Regions from separate parts of the Homo sapiens genome. Here region 1 is linked to region 2. Evidence: read pairs that join two places in POLR2A ChIA-PET (ENCODE). Cell type or tissue: OCI-LY7. All regions are shown on one strand. Links, peaks and the distances in the headings refer to the core of each region. The heading gives the core; the rest is flanking DNA.

Region 1 (5,380 bases), core at 151-5,150, 590 kb before region 2:
CAGGCTGGAGCTCATTGCAGCCTCGAATTCTTAGGCTTAATCAATCCTTCTGCTTCAACCTTCCAAGTAGCTGGGACTGTAGGCATGCGCCAGCATGCCTGGCAAATTTTTTTTTGTTTTTGAGACAGAGTGTTACTCTGTCACCTAGGCGCAATTTCAGCTCACTGTAGTCTTGACCTTCCACTCCTAAGTGATCTACCCACCTTGCCTCCTGCATAGCTGGGACTACAGGGGCGTGCCACCATGCCCAGCTCATTTTTGTAATTTTTTTTGTTTTGTTTTTAAGAGATGGGGTTTTGCCGTGTTGCCCAAGTTGGTCTCAAAACCCTGGGCTCAAGTGATCCCCTCACCTTGGCCTCCCAAAGTGTTGGTATTGCAGGCATGTATCACTGTATCTGGCCTTTTCTTTTTTTATTAGAGACAGGGTCTTGCAGTCCAGGCTGGTCTTGAACTCTTTGGCCTCAAGTGATCTTCTGTCTTGGCCTCCGAAAGCCCTAGGAAACAATTCTTGTAAATAGTATAGCAAAAATGTCTGCTTTATAAATTTTTCATTTTTATAGTTGTTCAAGAGTACATATGTATTTCCTTTTTTCTTTTTCTCGTTCCTCATTCAAAAAATATGGAAAATCTAATATACAATATATATGTGTATATAGTATATATAATATAGTATATATATGGTGTATAGTATATAGTGTATATATAGTATAGTGTGTATATATATGACTCTGTATTGTGTTCCATCTTGGCAGTACAGTGTTTGAGGCACTGTCTCCGCCCTCAGGATGCTGGTGACCAGGGAGGGAGACAGTAAACAGGCAATTACAGTAGAGTGTGATAAGTGTTATTGATACGTGCAAGAACTAGAAGGTTTAAGGAGTGGCCAAAGAGGCTTGAAATTGGGTTTGGATCATGAAGGGCTTTGTAAACCCTGTTAAAATCTGACTTTTACCTTGGAGCAATGGCAAGACTTTGGAGACTTTTGAGTAAAGGAAATAACAGGAGTATATTTGTATTTTACAACAAATGGTTAAGAGGAGGCTATGTGAGGAAGCCAACTAGGAGGCTGTGGACCTGTTCCCACTAAAGCCTAAAAACTAAAGTAGTGACAGTGGGGATAGAGACGCGTACAGAGTTAAAAGCTTTAACAGGACTGGGTAATTCATTCTCTCTCTCTCTCTCTCTCTCTCTCTCTCTCTTTCTCTCTCTCTCACTGGGTAATTCTCTCTCTCTCTCTCTCTCTCTCTGTGTGTGTGTGTGTGTGTGTGTGTGTGTACACACTTTGTGGGGAAAGGACAGTTAGTTGATGGGGAGGAAGAAGACTAAAGTGACTCCCAGACTTTCAGATGGAACCCCTAGGCTAGGAACAGTGCTATTGGGTACAGTAGCCACTAGCCATGTATGGCCATTAAGGTATGTCTAAACTAATTTAAATAAAATAAGATTTAAAATGCAGTTATTCAGTTGCACTAGCCACACAAATATAGAATTACAGACTCTTAAATTCTGTAAATTTCATCCAGAGTACTATGAAGTTATAAATTCAAGAGTATGCACAGAGATTCAAGCAGAAAATAATATCTGGCTACATGTGTTTAACAGCAGTATGGGACTGGTGGCCTCTGTATTGGACAGTGCAGATATAGAACATTTCTGTTACAGAAGGTTCAGTGGGACAGCAGTGGTCTGCAGTTTTTGGTTTCTACTTTCTTTTCCCCGCCAGAGGAGAGTCAGAATAACAGGTGGTTTTCTCTCGTCTCCTAAGAACTTTGGTTCCACAGTATTCTGTTGTGTGATATTGTTACCCAGGGATTCTGCTAGATACCGTTCACTACTGTCAACCACCATCACCCAGTCATCAGGTATAGGACGTTTCTGTAATCAGAGAAGGTTCTTTTGGACGGCACTGAGCTAGAGAGATGGTGATGTCATTCATCGAGCTATTGATGGTTGTGGTGGGACAACAGTAGCTGCCAGAAAGCGCTGTTTATTAGAAATATGAGCCACATATGTAATTAAAAAATTTTTAGTAGCCACATTAAAGAGTAAAAAGAAACAATTGGATTTTATAACTTATTTAACACAGTATGTCCAAAATATGATTTACAACACATTAAAACATTTAAAAATTATTGATCTATTTACATAATTTTTTTTAATTTTTTTGAGACAGGCTCTTGCTATGTTGCCCAGGCTGGTCTCGAACTCCTGGGCTCAAGTGATCCATCCGCTTCAGCCTCCCAAAGTGCTGGGATTACAGGTGTGAGCCACCATGCCCGGCCACATTATTTTTTAATACTAGCTCTTTGAAATCAATTGTATACTTTCATAGTATATCTTAATTGAAATACTAATTTTTTTGTTCTTTCGTTATTTTCAAATGCTTAGTTTTATCAGAAATATTTCATCTGTATTTATATCTGTAAATCATAAAATTTACAGTTGAAAAAGTAGATTTATATGCCCAGGTTATTCCAAACATGCTTAAAACTTTTCCAGTAATGGAATTAAGTATCGGTTTTTAAAGTTTCAATTCCCGTGAAATAAGAATAAAAATTCAGTTCCTCGGTCTCACTAGCCACCTTTCAAGTGCTCAGCACTCAGCAGCTGCATATGGCTAGTGGCTACCATATTGGACAACACAGCTCTGGAATAACTGCTCACTGGATGGTTGGAAATTCAGGTCTGGAGTTTAGGAAAGAGGTAGCAAGACAGAAGTTAGAAGGGAGGAGCTGTGAGGAACATGGGGATTTAAAAAAAGAAGTTTGTGACTTTGAGCAAACTAATTTTAACCTTGGTGCTCCATTTAAAACAAAATCGATAAAAGCATCTTGGTGAGAGTATAATAGTAGATGAATATGCAGTATCTTGTGGTGGTAAAGATTTTTTTTTTTTTTTGAGACAGAGTCTCTCTCTGTCGCCCAGGCTGGAGTGCAGCGGCACTATCTCGGCTCACTGCAAGCTCCGCCTCCCGGGTTCACGCCATTCTCCTGCCTCAGCCTCCCGAGTAGCTGGGACTACAGGTGCCCGCCACCACGCCCGGCTAATTTTTTGTATTTTTAGTAGAGACAGGGTTTCACCGTGTTAGCCAGGATGGTCTTGATCTCCTGACCTCGTGATCCGCCCACCTCGGCCTCCCAAAGTGCTGGGATTACAGGCGTGAGCCACCGCGCCCAGCCAAGATTTTGACTTTAGAGTTTGATAGAGCTGTGTGATCTTGGGCAACTTACTGGGCCTAATACAATCTTTCTCCTTGAAAGGGGTTTGCTGTTGGGATTAAATGAAATATTGTGACAAGTGTTCACTGCATATAATACGTATTTCTTTACTTTTAAGTTGCCATTTCTTTTTGGTGAGGTGTACTATCAACTTAATAATTCATTCTTTTTAGAAAAAAAGAAACATAATTTAGTTATACATGTTAATTATAAGCTGCATCCCAATTCAGAAACTTTAAAATATGAAAAACTGTTTATCTTAAAATATTAATATTGATGAGTGTTCATTATAAACTAGATACTGTGTTAAATGCTTTATATGGTGATGTAAAAGGTTTGATTTTTATAAATATGCAATGTAATATGATATTTTTGTTATAAAGTTTCATTTAAGTAGATTCTGCAATACAAATCTCTTCTGGAAACTTTAAAATGCATGATGGTATAACTCCTTTTTTCAGTTATTTCAGGAACCACTGAATTCTGCTTGAATCTCTTTGGATACTTCTAAATTTATGATTTCTCCAGGCTAAATCTGCAGAATTTGAGTCTGTAATTCTACCTTAGTGAGTACACATATAAAGAATTACTATTTAAAAAACTGCCTTGGTAGAGTTTATTCAGAGAAGCGTGGTAACCGAGGGGAGGAAAATGGACTTTTCCAGGTCGAAGAGAAAGGAAATATTGGCTGGGTGCCATGGCTCATGCCTGTAATCCCAGCAATTTGGGAGGCTGAGGTGGGCAGATCACTTGAGGTCAGGAGTTCGAGACCAGCCTGGCCAACATGGTAAAAACTCATCTCTACTAAAAATACAAAAATTAGCTGGGCGTGGTGGCGGGTGCCTGTAATCCCAGCTATTTGGGAAGCTGAGGCAGGAGAATCGCTTGAACCCGGGAGGAGAGGTTGCAGTGAGCCGAGATCATGCCACTGCATTCCAGCCTGGGTGACAGAGGAAGACTCTGTCTCCAAAAAAAAAAAAAAGAGAAAGGAAATATGATTTTTTTTTTTTTTTTTGACAGAGAGTTTCATTCTTGTTGCCCAGGCTGTAGTGCAATGGCATGATCTCATCTCACTGCAACCTCCACCTCCCAGGTTCAAGTGATTCTCCTGCCTCAGCCTCCTGAGTAGCTGGCATTACAGGTGTGTACCAGCACACCTGGCTAATTTTTTTTTATTATTATTAGAAATGGGTTTTTACCATGTTGGCCAGGCTGGCCTTGAACTCCTGACCTCAGGTGATCCGTCCTTCTTGGCCTCCGAAAGTGCTGGGATTACCGAACCCGGCTGGCTATATGATTTTTGATGCTCTGCAAATTCTTTTCTGAGGTCTTTTTCTTAAGTCTCATCTTCTGGCAGTGTGCCATTCCACCCGTTTCTTGGAGAAGACCAGAAACATGTTTATAATGCGTACCCATGCGTTATATACACAGTGTGTACTAGGAAACCTTACTGCCTTATTTGTGGTAGTTTCAGTAGACCCACTCAGGTCTGAAATAATATTAGGCATTTTACATCCGTATTATTGGAAATAATGAAAAATTTTATATGTGCCAACTGCATTTGGTGATAGCAACTGCAAGTGCTGTGTTGAAAATGACTTTGAGACTAGGTACAAAAGGATGAAGTGTTCACCCTGGAATTACAGTGGCTCTCCTTTTGTTTCTGTTTAAGTCTTCTTAACATTTTTCCTTTTTTTGTTTTTTGAGACAAGGTCTCACTCCGTCACCCAGGCTGGAGTGCAGTGTTGCCATCACCGCTCACTCTCACAGCAGCCTTGACCTTTTGGGCTCAAGCTATCCTCCTACCTCAGCTCCCAAGTAGCTGGGACTACAGGCATGCACCACCATGCCCGGCTAATTAAAAAAATTTTTTTGTAGAGACAGGGTCTCTCCGTATTGCCCAGATTGGTCTCAAACTCCTAGGCTCAAGCGATCTGTCTACCTTGGCCTCCCAAAGTGCCAGGATTACAGGTGTGAGCCACCTTGTTTGGCCAACATTTTCCTTTTTAAATAAGTAGTGTTTACCTGTTTGGAAAATTTTGACAACTATTAGGAAAAAACTAGGTTTCAGCTCATCTTTTGGCTGTGCTTATATTTGCAAAATTGAGAGTATACTGTAGATTAAAATATATTCTTGAAGGCTGGGCACAGTGGCTCATGCC
Region 2 (5,380 bases), core at 270-5,269:
ACACCTGTAATTCCAGTGCTTTGGGAGACTGAAGCGGGAGGATTGCTTGAGCCCAGGAGTTCAAGATCAGCCTGGGCAACATGGCAAGACCCCATCTCTCTTATAAAAAATTGTGCAGCTGCTATGGAAAACGGTATGGCCATTTCTCAAAAAATTAAAAATAGAGCTACCGTATGATTCAGCAATTCTGTTTCTAGGTATGTACCTAAAAGAATTGAAAGCAGGGGTTCGAAGAGCTATTTGTACATCCATGTTCATAGTAATGATATTCGTAATACCAAAAGTTAGAAGCAACCCGAATGTCTATTGACAAATGAATGGATAAACAAATCATGGTATATACTCACAAGGGAATATTATTCAGCCTTGAAAAGGAAGGAGATTCTGACACATAGTGAGACATGGATGAACCTTAAGGACACTGTGCTAAGTTAGTAAGCCAGTCACAAAAGGAGAAATACTGTACAATTCCACTTATATGAGGTATCTAGAGTAGTCAGAATTATAGAAACAGAAAAAATAATCATTGCTAGGGGCTGGGGAGAGGGCTGATGCAGAATGGGGAGTTGTTTAATGGATATAGAGTTTCAGTTTTACAAGATGGAAAAGTTCTGAAAATTGGTTGCACAATATTGTGAATATACCTAACACTTCTGAGCTATGCACTTAAAGATGGACCAGGCGCGGTGGCTCACGCCTGTAATCCCAGCGCTTTGGGAGGCTGAGGCGGGCAGATCACCTGAGGTCAGGAGTTCGAGACCAACCTGACCAACATGGAGAAACCTCGTCTCTACTGAAAATACAAAATTAGGCGGGCGTGGTGGCTCACACCTGTAATCCCAGCACTTTGGGAGGCTGAGGCAGGCAGATCCCCTGAGGTCAGGAGTTTGAGGCCAGCCTGACCAACATGGAGAAACCTCGTCTCTACTAAAAATACAAAATTAGCCGAGTGTGGTGGCACATGCCTGTAATCCCAGCTACTCGGGAGGCTGAGGCAGGAGAATCACTTAAACCCGGGAGGTGGAGGTTGCGGTGAGCCAAGATCGTGCCATTGCATTGCAGCCTGGGCAATAAGAGCAAAACTTCGTCTAAAAAAACCAAAACCAAACAAACAAAAAAAGGTTAAGATGACAAATTTTACGTTGTGTGTACTTTACAATTAAAAATTTAAAAAAGATTTTAGCAGGACAAACATTTTGAAATAAAGATAGAAAAAAAGAGAGAAAAATAGGTGAAAAGTATTCTTACATCAACAGATTGCCGGGAACCCCCTGAGATATTTGAGATGTTCCCCCAAATTATTAGCTTGCTGTATCTTGTAAATGTAGGCTTAGGATCATCTTTATCCACTACCGTAAAAATAAGGGCTTGTGATCTGGGTAGCCAGAGCCTTCCCGTGAGGGTGAATGTGTGCTATATTGTCCACACTGGGAAACCCACGGAGGTGAAAGGGGGTGCTGTACTATTAGTATTCACGCCCGATGGATGGTCACGCCCTTTTACTCTTGAAATCGGGTTGCCATTTGTAATTTGTTATTTGCAGCTTTTGAGTGTTAACTATAATAGGTGTTTTTGTAGTTTCAGGCACCCAACCAAAGAATCAGAAATACGGTAATAGAATAATCTCAGATATCAGGTATTGTTTGTTCAATGTTGACAAACACCTTAGGTACTTGTTACAAAACAGGTAGATAGAACAACTCTAGGAAAATAAAGTGTGTTGTAAATGTAGCCATTTCCAGGTCACCGAACACTTAGAAAGACGGGTTTTCAATTTATTCAATCATTCAGGCTGGGCAGGGTGGCTGTAATCCCAGCACTCTGGGAGGCCAGGGTGGGAGGATTGCTTGATCCCAAGAGTTTGAGACCAGCCTAGGCAACATAGCAAGGTCCCATCTCTACAAGAAATAAAAATAAAAATAATTAGCCAGGCGTGATGGCATGCACCTGTAGTCCCAGCTAGTCAGGAGGCTGAGGCAAGCGGGAAGACCGCTGGGCCAGGAGGTCAAGGCTGCAGTGAACTGTGCTTGCCCCCCTGCACTCCAGCTTGGGTGACAGAGCCAGACCATCTCTCGAGAAAAAAAATTCAGGAAAATATTAATACAAATTATATACATTGCTCTGTGCTATGAAATAAACAAAGATGTAGAAGATTACGTTTTTGCCTTTAAGAACTTGGGATCCAGCAGGTGAGCTAGAAAATACCTGTGACAGTGACAGTATTTGTTAGTGTTATAAGTGCCAGCAGAGTGATAGAAATAAAGTTCTCAGTTTGGAGGATCCATAGTGAAACCTAGAATTTGAATAGGTGTTGATGGGAAGAATGTCATTACATTATAGTGGAAATTTTTTTAGAGAATAGGCTGAAGTTTTATATTGTTTAGAAAAAAATAAGAACATTACAATAGCAACCATGTATTGTCATACATTGTTATGGATCTTCCATATTGAGGCATCAGTTAATCTAAAAAATCTAAAAAATCACTTTCCTAAAGAATTCTTGGCTTTTATTTTTCCCAAGAATAAGAGATCTGGCTGGGCACGGTGGATCATTCCTGTAATCCCAGCATTTGGGGAGGCTGAGGTGGGAGGATCACTTGAGCCCAAGAGTTCGAGATCAGCCTGGGCAACACAGGGAGACCCTATCCCTACAAAATTAAATTTAAAAAATTAGCCAGACACAGTGGTGCGCACCTGTAGTCCCAGCTATTCACGAGGCTGAGGTAGGAGGATAGTTTGAGCCCAGGAGGTCGAGGCTGCAGTGAGCCGTGATCACACCAGTGCACTCCAGCCTGGGTAACAGAGAGAGAGAGGAGAGAGAGAAAAAAGAGAAACCTTTAACTCTTATGTATCTGGAATTGGAAATTCAGTATCTGAAGTCAGAAAATTTTAATTCATGGTCTGGACTTTGCAACTGTTTTTACAACCGAGATTGCCTCAAAAAAAAAATTTGTTTTAGTCAGCTCTCTCCTCATTTGCCCCATTCTTCTCTCTAACAATAGAACCAGACAAGGATGGAAAAAGAGGGAAGTTCAGGGTGTCCTGCCTGTGGCGTCCACGTGTGACTCTCCCCTACGTGCCCGTGCTTTCTGTTCCCATTCCCGTGAGCTGCGTTCACACCATACTTGGAGTCTGAAGCTGTGTGTTTGAATCCTTGCCCTCCCACTGTAGTCTGTTGCCTGACCTATGGCAAAGTCACTCAATTCTTTGAGCTTCAATTTCCTCATCTATAAAACGAAAGTGATTGTCGTTCACGGAGCTGTGGTGAGATGCGTTAAGAAAACATCCACGAGAAAGGAAGGGCCTAGTGCATGCCCGGCACATAGTAGGGACCTAGTAAATGCTGTTTTTGTTTTTTTCTTGTATAAAGATGCACTTTGAAAAAGAAAAAAAAAAACCCTTACAGATGTGCCTCAGAATTATACAGATGTACATTTACTGACAGTGACACTTTTTTAAAACTGTACTTCCTGTTTTAAAGAAATGTGCAGGTTCGAAGCTGGGCGCAGTGGCTCATGCCTGTAATCCCAGCACTTTGGCAGGTCGAGGCAGGCGAATCACAAGGTCAGGAATTCGAGACCAGCCTGGCTAACTTGGTGAAACCCCGTCTCTACTAAAAATACAAAAAATTAGCCAGGCGTAGTGGTGGGTGCCTGTAATCTCAGCTACTCGGGAGGCTGAGGCAGGAGAATAGCTTGAACCTGGGATGTGGAGGTTGCAGTGAGCGAGATCACTCCACTGCACTCCAGCCTGGGTGACAGAGCGAGACTCTGTCTCAAAAAGAAAAAGAAATGTACAGGTTCAAGGACTGGAAACATAACAAAAGCGTAGGCGCATAAGAGAATGATCTTTCAGGTAGAGCCAGCCATGTGTTTGCATCTTATCTTCTCCTCTGTAAGTCAGGAAGGGTAGCATGTTCCATTCATGCGCAAAGAAATAGTCCAGAACTCCTCTTCTGCCAGACATCCATCCGTCCTGTGGCCTTGGACCTATGGTTTCACTACCAACTCTTACTCTTTCTTTTTTCTGAGACAGAGTCTTACCTTGTCGCCCAGGCTGGAGTGCAGTGGCGTGATCTCGGCTCACGGCAACCTCCTCCTCCCGGGTTCAAGCGATTCTCCTGCCTCAGCCTCCCGAGTAGCTGGGATTACAGGCACCTGCCACCACGCCTGGCTGACTTTTGTATTATTAGTAGAGATGGGGTTTCACTATGTTGGCCGGGCTGGTCTTGAACTCCTGACCTCAGGTGACCCACCCGTCTCAGCCTCCCAAAGTGCTGGGATTATAGGCGTGAGTCATTACGCCTGGCCCAACTGTTACTCTTTCTTTTGCTTAGCGTGGTGATTCTGAAGCTTGACTAGGCATCAGAATAAACTTGAGGGCTTCCTGATGCAGGACATCTGGGGAGAGGCCTGAGAATTTGCGTTTCTCACATTGCTGTCAGCATCACCTGGGAACTGGGGATCACAGAACTGAGAATCGCTGGTAGAACCTCCTAGTACCCACCTTTTTTTTCCTTCTTTAAAACTTTTGTTAAATTATACTTCTTAAAAGCTCTCTCTTTTTTGGCAAAATTAAAATCCTGTAGGACAAAACTATAGTCCCCCGCCCCCCTCCATCTTCTGTCGTTTAGATCATGAGCTCCTCTGATACAAAGGTTGAAATTTTCTCCAGTGGTATGGTGGAAAGAACTTAGGTTTTACAGTCAGATGAATTCTAGGATAAAATCTTGACTCTGTCACTTATTAGCTCTATGACTTTGGACAAATTATTTAACCACTAAGAGGCTCCATTATCTCATCTATGAAATGGAACTAGTGATTTCCAAATCTTGGGAGTTTTGTGAGGGTTGACTGGGGTAATGTGTGTAACCTCCTAGTATGGTGACAGACCGTAATGAAAACAGCCTAATGTTTACAGAGCATTGATTGAGCAGTAGGCCTTCTTTTAAGGTCTTTACATTTATGAACTTCCCTAATTGTGACAACAGCTCATTTTACAGCCTATGAAGAGGGTTCATTACTATCTCCATTTTACAGATGAAGAAAGTACAGCCCAGAGAAGGGACTGGCTCAAGACCAAACAGCTGGCCGAACTGGAATTTGAATTCTGTGATCTGGATCTAGAGCCCATATCCCAGCCACCATGCTTTGCTGTGTTAACAGTATAAGTTTAGCAGTCCGCCTTGCTAGGATGCAGTTACTCTATGATGCCACGTAAAGAGAGGTCCATGACACAGACAGATAAATGCCACATGTTCTCACTCATGTGTGGGAGCTAAAAACAACTGAGCTCATAGAAACAGAAGTAGGGGTGAGGCACTGTGGCTCACGTCTGTAATCCCAGCACTTTGGGAAGCCAAGGCGGGTGGATCACTTGA

Evidence for each region. Peaks named below come from ENCODE experiments on the same cell type or tissue, not always from the same donor. Only the 100,000 strongest peaks of a DNase experiment are listed, where the experiment ranks them.
Region 1: POLR2A ChIA-PET joins it to region 2 with 6 read pairs; 5 of 35 experiments call an interaction of 5 or more read pairs at or near these places.

Annotation. Positions count from the first base shown.
Region 1 is chr12:1,006,295-1,011,674 of GRCh38, forward strand. All of the region lies in intron 1 of ERC1 (ELKS/RAB6-interacting/CAST family member 1), which reads left to right. Among named protein-coding and RNA genes, the nearest start is that of ERC1, 18 kb to the left of the region's middle. RefSeq lists enhancers at 1-256, 257-757. In OCI-LY7, for the core only: no CTCF peak of the experiment used is centred there; no DNase peak of the experiment used is centred there.
Region 2 is chr12:1,598,581-1,603,960 of GRCh38, forward strand. No RefSeq gene overlaps it. Among named protein-coding and RNA genes, the nearest start is that of FBXL14, 6.7 kb to the left of the region's middle. In OCI-LY7, for the core only: no CTCF peak of the experiment used is centred there; a DNase peak (open chromatin) is centred at 3,201; H3K4me3 peaks cover 1,182 bases; H3K27ac peaks cover 758 bases.